Linked DNA regions of Homo sapiens: region 1 is linked to region 2. Evidence: chromatin contacts called from ENCODE Hi-C data. All regions are on one chromosome and are shown on one strand. The core of a region is the stretch at or near the end of the contact, and the rest is flanking DNA. Distances in the headings are between cores, read along the strand shown. Region 1 holds the start of SPATA17 (spermatogenesis associated 17). Region 2 holds the start of TGFB2-AS1 (TGFB2 antisense RNA 1).

Region 1 (4,737 bases), core at 995-3,494, 710 kb before region 2:
GTAGCAGTATTCCCAGTGGGACTGGAATTTATTACTGGGATCAAACATACTTATATAGTAAATATCTGTTCAATTAATGAAGAAGAAAATTCCATTAAGAAATCTGGAATTTTTACATTCCAGATAGTCATACAGATAGTCATACAGATAGACTAGAAAATAAAGATCCAGTTTTCTGGAACATATTCATTCTGACAGAACAGGAATGACTTTAGAATTTCATTCAAAAATACTAAGTGCTACCACTTTGTTATACTCTGGTGCCATAAGAAATGGTGAGTTGTATGACAAGCGAGCCTTTAAAGAGAATTGAAGGAGGTTTCTCTCAGTACCTAACCATGATTTTAAAGGTAAAAGAAGTTGAGAGAATCAATCACATTCTGATGTAGTCACCTACCCTACAAATCAATAGCACCCTAGGAAGAGCAGACCAATCTACATAGGACATTTTGTCTCCCTGACTTAACCAAGATAATGAACAGTGAAACATTAAGACAGGTATCCTTGAGAGGGAACTGTGGGGTGATGGACAAATCCATTATCTTGTTTTGTGTGGTGTTTACATAAGTATATGCAATTGCCAAAACTAATAAAATTAAGCCTGTAAAAATTGTGCATTTCATTCTATGCTAGTTATACCATTAAAAACTGGTTCATTTAAAAAATGCTCCCTACTTTTCTCACTGGAAAATGTAATAATTTACAAATAGTATAATCAAATCTATATTCACTATAAAATTAACTACAGGATGATCAGGTCCAACTAGAAATATTTTGGATAAGGTATTCTTTTAACTTTTCAGTGATAGGTGATGGAAAAGCAATTATCTGAGATCACAGACTACTAGAATTCCTCATGTTCTAATTTTTGCAGAATCTAGGAATGAACACGCACCATTTAGCCACATTTCTTTCACCTGTTGGTCAGAACTTTATGTTTGAGGATTTTCAATGGGAAATTGCTTGTTTGTGTCACTGGTTGTCTTATGTTATGTTTGGAGGAAAAGGGCTTGGGAGAAAAACAGGACAGATAATACAGAGTGTTCAACTAGAAATCCCCAAATCAGGATTCTAGCTCTAGGATTAAAATGTACAGGGCAACTTTGGACACGGTACTTGAATTTTCTGTGCTTGTGATATTCTGCTATCACAAGGCTGTCATAGGATAAAGTGTATTAATTTGTGGAAATACTTTGAAAAGTCAAAGCAATATATTATTCTAACATGATACCATAGACATAGTCAAGCCCCAAACTTAATCCTGACAGTTATAGGTTCTTGGAAAGCCCCCATACATATCTCACTTTAACTTGAATAGAATGTTCAAGAGGGTGGAAACAGGTAGGTTACCCTCTCTCTTTAAAAAAGGGGGTGAGAGGGTGATGTGTTTTCCACGATTGAACTTCCAGAACTCTAGATTTCTGGAATTTATCTTCCAAAAGACTTGGTATAATCTGGTAAATATTGAAAGAGGAGTGGGGAATAAGGCCCGGATTAAGATAAATTCTTCCTGTCCCTAGTGTTGTCAACAATCAATGAGGAGATGAATTGCTCCTGGAGTACAGGAAGCTTGACTTCTAAAATATTGTTAAACAAGCAATCAGAAAACATTTACTGTATTCTTTCACAAATCTTTGGCACACACCCAAGAGCTCCCTCAAACTGCGTGCATCCCAGGAATGAGTGAGAGCAAGGCCTAGATGTCTTCAGATCATCCATCACAGCTCCCTCCCGCCTCCATTCCAGGTCCAGCGGAGCGGCCTCGGGCAATCACACCCTTCCCTGACCTCCCCCTCCCCAGGGCCGCCAGCCTCACCAGCTGTTCCCGGCTGCTGGAGCTCCGATCGGTTGGCGCCCGGCGGCCCCGAACATTAACGACACCCGGGAGCCTGGCCTCGAAGCTCAGGCCCGTGAACAGACTCCAACTACAACAGCACCGGCGACTTCCAAAGAGCAGTTCAGCATTTTGAGATGAGCTTCCGGAAGCCGACAGGCGGCGGAAACCGGATGCCCGGAGCAACCATTAGTTCTCCGCGTTTACTGCTTTCCCCTTCCTATAATCCCCTCTTCCTACTCGCAGTAGAGACAGAGACAAATAAATTAAACTTTTGTGCTACACAGAAATTTCTTAATTCTCTTTTTAGTGCTCTTAAAGTCAAAGCAGCATGAGAGAAAAGAGGAGTGAACAAAAAGTCGAACCCCGGGAGTGAGCTATGGTTTAGCCCAGTTACCATGGAGACCGGTAGTAACACCAGTTGTAAACCCAAGGCCAAGAGACCATGGCCACGTTAGCCCGGCTGCAAGCTAGGTCGTCGACTGTAGGAAATCAGTACTACTTTAGGAACAGGTAAGTCAGGAAGAGAAGGATCGCGTAAAGGGCGGGCGTGACTTTATACCAGTTGTTCCTCAGCGGGAGTTTCCAATTAACGATTTAACGATTACCCTAATTCATTAAGTAGTACCCAATTCTTCCCTTAATGGGCTGCAAACATAATTGGGAGTTTCTGTTACCATACAACGAAATTCTAAATAGAGAGGGGCCGTAGATATTCAGTGTGAGATGATTTAAGGAAACTCCCAGCATAGATAAAATTGTAAAGTGCTTTTTTTCTTCGACATCACCACTCTGCAATTTGATGAAACCTATGTTCAATACCCTGACTGGGGGTCACCCTGACTCACTAGCCCAATGAACTCAGATTGTGTCCCATCTACCTAGGGATTTGAGCCTCCGTTATTTTACAAACATCACTAAACTCAATTGTTCTATGACTCATTCGCCTTTTTAAAATGAACGTATCTGCCGGGTGTGGTGGCTCACGCCTGTAATCCCAGCACTTTGGGAGGCCGAGGGGGGCGAATCACCTGAGGCCAGGAGTTCTAGACCAACCAGGACAACATGGTGAAACCCCGTCTCTATTAAAAATACAAAAACTAGCCGGGCATGGTGGCACATGCCTGTCATCCCAGCTAGTCCGGAGGCTGAGGCAGGAGAATCGCTTGAACCTGGGAGGCAGAGGTTGCAGTGACCCGACATTGTACCACTGCACTCCAGCCTGGGTGACAAATTAAGACCCTGTCTCAATAAATAAATAAATAAATATAAATAAAATAAAATAAAATGAAAGTGTCTAAACCATTCTGACACGGTAACTAGTACCAATATATTAATTAATAGATAACGGGTAAGAAAACCACTAGCAGTCTTCTTCATCTCCCTACAGCCAAACTTCTTGCCCAGGAAGAGTTTCATTTTAAAGAAGCATTGCCCCAGGAGTTTTTGTAACTTAAAAGAAACTGCAAAAAAGTGAATTAGACTATTATGGAATACAGTGACATGACAGACCAATGGAAAATATGTCAATGAGATAGGGTCTTGCTGAGCTGCTTTTATTCTAACGTTTATCTCACCTACTACATCATTATTTCACAACGTACCTCTCTTACAGCACTGATCACAATTCAATTTTACATTCTTTTATGAGATAATATCTATCTCCCCTCTTAAACTAGTAGCAGAGACAGTGTCTCTTATTTTGCTCACCATTATTTTTGTCTCCAACGTCTATGATAGCCCCATACAAATAATAGTAACACAATAATTGTTGAAGACTCACATTAATGAATTTTTCAATAAATCTGTAGCCCTGGTTTAAGTAAACATACTAACAATAGCTAAACATAGAAATTATCTATTTATTTAGAGTATGTGGCAGGTGCTGTATTTATGACATATATAAATGAAATAAGCCCCATCCATCATGATGTTCACATCCTTGTATGGAATATAGGCTTTTAAAAAATAATTACAATACTAGCTGGGCTCAGTGGCTCATGCCTGTAATCCCAGCACTTTGGGAGGCAGAGGCAGATGGATCACTTGAGGGCAGAAGTTCCAGACCAGACTGGCCAACATGGCAAAACCCTGTCTCTCCTAAAATTACAAAAATCAGCCAGGCATGGTGGTGCACGCCTGTAGTCCCAGCTACTCTGGAAGCTGAGGCAAGAGAATCAGTTGAACCCAGGAGGCAGAGGTTGTAGTGAGCCGAGATCGCAATACTGCACTCCAGCCTGGGCGACAGAGCAAGACTCTGTCTCAAATAAATAAATAAATAAATAAATAAATAAATAAATAATAACAACAATAGAGTAACATGGACAGAAAGGGAAACAACCAGTATTTTTTGAGGACTGATTATATATGAGGGATTGCACCAGGAACAACTACATATGATATTTCACTTGGTTATCACAATGTTATAAGTTAATGTAGAAATTATCTATTTATTAGATAATCTATATTTTTAGAGCTATAGAACAATGTTCTAGAAAAGCCTGATGAAGTGCCAAACAAACAATTAATTGGCCAGGCACAGTGGCTCAGGCCTGTAATCCCAGCACGTTGGGAGGCCAGGGCAGGCGGATGTCTTGAGGTCAATTATGAATTATCAGAGCCAACTAATCTAACTCTAAAACCTCCGCTGTTCACTGTCACTAAACAAAATTTTCTTCCCATTAAGCTGATTTAATTAAATTGCAACAAGCACCAAGATCCAGAGGTCCAAATGGCTTGAGTGTACTGTCCCAAATCCGTTAACATGTAGGGAACAGAGTTGTGGGAAACAATTTAAAGTCTCCTTGGTTTCTTTCAATGTCTTCTGTTTTCGTAACAAGGTACGGACAAAAAGGCTTCTTCCTAATGGCTAGCATCAGAATAACGCTGAAGCTGAAAGATGA
Region 2 (5,128 bases), core at 2,533-5,032:
AATAAAGCTGTTTATAGAAATGCATCTAGAACATGAGACAAAATTGATATAGACCAAACATTGTTCTTGAATAGTGGTATCAAATATAAAATTATAAATAAAATCTTAAAAGACTTTTGGTGTATTTTCATATTAAAGGGTTATTTTGCATTTATCAAGTATCACTATTTGGGGGGAAATGTAATCAATTACCGTCGTTCCATGTATTTCTTTTTTTCACCTCCTGATTTTTCATGCTTGAAACCGTTCTGGAAAGCTTCCAGAATTGTTACAAATGAAGTTATGCTTTGGTCAATGTTAGTAAGGACCTATGATCCATAGGCGTAAAACTCCAGGACAGGGATGAGTAGTTTTGTTTTCTTCAGCCTCTTGTAGAAATCCCACATTACTTAAGTGAATAGACCCATTGATGAGTGGAGAATGGCTAAGAGTGGAAACAGCTCCACTCTCTACCTCTGTAATTTCAAAACAAAAGATTCCATTTGAGGGCTTTAATAAGAGACTTTAATCGTGAATGCTTAACTGAACTTTGATAGTCATTTAGCATTTTATTCACCAAAAGTGTATTTTCTTGTCCTTCCCTCCTATAATTACTGGGGGCAAAATACCATAATATTTAAAATGTGCCTACAGAAACTACTAGGAGGCAGAACTAGAAGCAAATTCTTCTTGGGTTCTTTCCTGGCTTTTCAGAGAGAGCGAGAGAGAGAGAGAGAGAAGGCCAGATATTTTTATTATAAATTCCTTGACAGAAATAAAGACATGATAGGATAAGAAACTCACAGAGTCAGTGAGTAACTTGTTCAGGATCACAAAGCCAGAAAGTGACAGAAATCTGAACCCAAAAAACCATGACTGGAGCCTGCCCTTTAAACCACTGTGCTCTCCTGCCTCCTTGAAGTAATCAAGATGGGTGTATATCATTTAAATACCCTTTTACCATGAAGACTGTAGAGACCCCGGCACATAAGACCTCCATTAAATATAGAGATGAAAAGGCATTATAAGAGCCATTTAATAGAAGAAATGATTCATTTACGGTTACCAGGGAGACAGCTCTAGCAATCTTGCCGGTTAGGTCTTCAAAGAACTGATCATTTGAGAGGTGGAAAGGGGCTCCTCCTCTCCTGCTATACTCACTTACTGCACTTACCCATTCCAGAAGCTTTTACCAATACCTCCCGTCTTACCCTCCTGGGCTTTGGGGAAATTAAAGTAGCCTCTTATGAGTAAGTCAGGGGTCTCAGGTCTAAGGAGTTGTTAAGTGAGCAATAGGTACTCAGTAAACTAAGTATTATGAACAAAAGTGTGTATGTCTATGTCAGGAAGAGGGGTGGCCATCAGAATTTATGGCTTGCGCTGTTTTCCTAGAAGTGATGTAAATGAACTTTTGCTACTCTATCCACACTCTAATCTGAATCTACTTAAGGTGCATCAGTGTCTGTACCAAGAAGGTTGTCTATAAACATGAAAGATGCTCACTGGCTTGTGGAAGCTGAACCTGTATCCTCAGCAAAATACAGTGATAGCTAATTCAGGTAACCAGCCATATTCCACAGCAGCATCTTCTCTCAGTAGCTCTGGTTTGGAGCTCCTGCTCTGTGTCTATAATGGCCACAGGTGTAAGAATATTCACTTTTTGTCCAATCTGTAGAGCTAGCCTACTGCAGTTCTCAAACTGAACTCAGAGGGAGGACCTAACTGGATGAAACTACTAGTCTGACAGTAGCGCCTCTTGATTATCTTTTTCTTGGGCTACTGGGATGGTAGCTTTGCTTCAACTCAAAACTGGTATCAAGGAAAGGAACCTGCTGGTGCTGATTTATACATAATTTTTAGAATTATTCAGAAGTGGGTTGGAACAATTATTTTATTCCAGAGTTTTTCAATGTGTGATAATGGAAAAAATTCTGTATTCAAGGGAGTTTGGAAAATGCTGGGTTAAAAGAGTGAAAAGGTTTTCTCTTCTACAGGAGTTTCAGAGCCTTTAACATGATAATGTTCCAGAATGAGGAATCTAAGAGGACAGGAGAGTACCCAGTATCTCCCAAACTTGTTTGACTCCAGAATTCCTGTTTGTCAGAACATATTCTGGGACCATTGTTTCTCAGAAGTACATAGTAGGTAAGAACATAGTGGATCCTGACTGCAAAAATCCAGCTCTACCACTTACTGTGGTCTCGAACAAAGTACTTAACTTCTTTGTACCTCAGTCTCCTCATCTGCCAGATATGGATAATAAGACCCACTTTATAGGTTCATAGTGAAGATTAAATGACCATACACAACACACATCAAATTACTAAGTGTAGTATATGTTAGCTATTATTATTTTATTTATTCAGTGCTCTACTAATAACCTAGGCCCCATACACAACTGAAGTATAAATTCCAAAAGTGATAGAAAGTTCTTTGTGACTTTTCTGAACTCAGGAACATCTGAAGTAGAGAACAGTATAGAGATCTTGGGTTTGGGAGTACATTCAACAGAGTTTCCAGTTTAAATCATCTGTCTGGTCAGTATGGCTGCAGAGTCATGCCGAAATGAAAATGTTGACTTTGAGTAACTAAAGGTAAAATAAAAGAAAAAGGGAAGGTGGAACAGTGGTAAGAGTTATTCTTGTATTCATCTAATTTAGACTTAGTTGAAATTGAAAATGTCAAGTTATGAGTAGTGTAGAACAGTAGACATCAAACACTTAAAATTCCAGCTTCCTGGATTAATGCTATGGAAAGAATGAAGTTGGTTGATAATGTTTAGCCTAGCAAGAAGGTGAAGAAGAAAGCCATACAAGAAGTGGCTTAGGCAGCAAATTATAAAGGTGACCATTCATTCAAATCAGTAAAACAAACAAGTATACCTTATTCTTTAGGTAAAATTGATGGATCTCTGTTTTCCAGCAGTTCACAAACAGAGGGGTACATTGTAAACAACAAACTAACAAAATAAATTCTGGGATGGCAACCTGCTAAGGTATCCCAGAAAATAAGAGGTAGGACATGAATTTAAAAGATTGGAAGGTATGTCTTCAGTACTGGCCTGGCCCTGAGTAGACTAGTGCTCCCTCCCATAGGGGTGCGTGTGCACACATAATACAGGAGGGAAGCCTTCCCTTCTAGAGCAAGTGATTCAGCTTGGGAGGCTGTGACTGAGCTACACTAAGTAAAAACGGGAGACTTGATTGTCCTTCCTTCAACAGACCTGTCCAAAATGACTGGAAAGTAAATACCGTAAATCACTGTTGTCAGGGCGCACATTCCACCTCCTTCCTCCCTTACCCACAGCGGTCCTCATTTCCACACTCCCTCAACGGTTCGGGGAGAGCTCGTGGTCTAAGTAACGAGAGGACTTCTGACTGTAATCCTAGCACGTCACTTTGTTGAAGGCAGACACGTGGTTCAGAGAGAACTTATAAATCTCCCCTCCCCGGCAAGATCGTGATGTTATCTGCTGGCAGCAGAAGGTTCGCTCCGAGCGGAGCTCCAGAAGCTCCTGACAAGAGAAAGACAGATTGAGATAGAGATAGAAAGAGAAAGAGAGAAAGAGACAGCAGAGCGAGAGCGCAAGTGAAAGAGGCAGGGGAGGGGGATGGAGAATATTAGCCTGACGGTCTAGGGAGTCATCCAGGAACAAACTGAGGGGCTGCCCGGCTGCAGACAGGAGGAGACAGAGAGGATCTATTTTAGGGTGGCAAGTGCCTACCTACCCTAAGCGAGCAATTCCACGTTGGGGAGAAGCCAGCAGAGGTTGGGAAAGGGTGGGAGTCCAAGGGAGCCCCTGCGCAACCCCCTCAGGAATAAAACTCCCCAGCCAGGGTGTCGCAAGGGCTGCCGTTGTGATCCGCAGGGGGTGAACGCAACCGCGACGGCTGATCGTCTGTGGCTGGGTTGGCGTTTGGAGCAAGAGAAGGAGGAGCAGGAGAAGGAGGGAGCTGGAGGCTGGAAGCGTTTGCAAGCGGCGGCGGCAGCAACGTGGAGTAACCAAGCGGGTCAGCGCGCGCCCGCCAGGGTGTAGGCCACGGAGCGCAGCTCCCAGAGCAGGATCCGCGCCGCCTCAGCAGCCTCTGCGGCCCCTGCGGCACCCGACCGAGTACCGAGCGCCCTGCGAAGCGCACCCTCCTCCCCGCGGTGCGCTGGGCTCGCCCCCAGCGCGCGCACACGCACACACACACACACACACACACACGCACGCACACACGTGTGCGCTTCTCTGCTCCGGAGCTGCTGCTGCTCCTGCTCTCAGCGCCGCAGTGGAAGGCAGGACCGAACCGCTCCTTCTTTAAATATATAAATTTCAGCCCAGGTCAGCCTCGGCGGCCCCCCTCACCGCGCTCCCGGCGCCCCTCCCGTCAGTTCGCCAGCTGCCAGCCCCGGGACCTTTTCATCTCTTCCCTTTTGGCCGGAGGAGCCGAGTTCAGATCCGCCACTCCGCACCCGAGACTGACACACTGAACTCCACTTCCTCCTCTTAAATTTATTTCTACTTAATAGCCACTCGTCTCTTTTTTTCCCCATCTCATTGCTCCAAGAATTTTTTTCTTCTTACTCGCCAAAGTCAGGGTTCCCTCTGCCCGTCCCGTATTAATATTTCCACTTTTGGAACTACTGGCCTTTTCTTTTTAAAGGAATTCAAGCAGGATACGTTTTTCTGTTGGGCATTGACTAGATTGTTTGCAAAAGTTTCGCATCAAAAACAACAACAACAAAAAACCAAACAACTCTCCTTGATCTATACTTTGAGAATTGTTGATTTCTTTTTTTTATTCTGACTTTTAAAAACAACTTTTTTTTCCACTTTTTTAAAAAATGCACTACTGTGTGCTGAGCGCTTTTCTGATCCTGCATCTGGTCACGGTCGCGCTCAGCCTGTCTACCTGCAGCACACTCGATATGGACCAGTTCATGCGCAAGAGGATCGAGGCGATCCGCGGGCAGATCCTGAGCAAGCTGAAGCTCACCAGTCCCCCAGAAGACTATCCTGAGCCCGAGGAAGTCCCCCCGGAGGTGATTTCCATCTACAACAGCACCAGGGACTTGCTCCAGGAGAAGGCGAGCCGGAGGGCGGCCGCCTGCGAGCGCGAGAGGAGCGACGAAGAGTACTACGCCAAGGAGGTTTACAAAATAGACA

The links. Hi-C counts contacts between places; a loop is a spot of excess contacts on that map. Pooled maps may share reads with other maps.
Region 1: a pooled map shows a loop between it and region 2 (3-fold over the local background). The contact joins the promoter of SPATA17 here to the promoter of TGFB2-AS1 in region 2. A Hi-C loop is called at or near these places in 6 of 50 pooled maps.

The regions. Positions count from the first base shown.
Region 1 is chr1:217,629,100-217,633,836 of GRCh38, forward strand. SPATA17 (spermatogenesis associated 17) reads left to right here and starts at 2,245. Exons shown (of 11, transcript NM_138796.4): 1 at 2,245-2,347. The coding sequence starts at 2,280. It overlaps GPATCH2 (G-patch domain containing 2), which reads right to left and starts at 1,991. Exons shown (of 10, transcript NM_018040.5): 1 at 1,817-1,991. The coding sequence starts at 1,872. RefSeq lists enhancers at 1,930-1,999, 2,030-2,269.
Region 2 is chr1:218,341,896-218,347,023 of GRCh38, forward strand. It overlaps TGFB2-AS1 (TGFB2 antisense RNA 1), which reads right to left and starts at 3,783. Exons shown (of 3, transcript NR_046268.1): 1 at 3,708-3,783; 2 at 3,280-3,493; 3 at 2,301-2,567. It overlaps TGFB2 (transforming growth factor beta 2), which reads left to right and starts at 3,441. Exons shown (of 7, transcript NM_003238.6): 1 at 3,441-5,128. The coding sequence starts at 4,807. RefSeq lists a silencer at 3,369-3,428 and enhancers at 3,809-3,858, 4,990-5,128.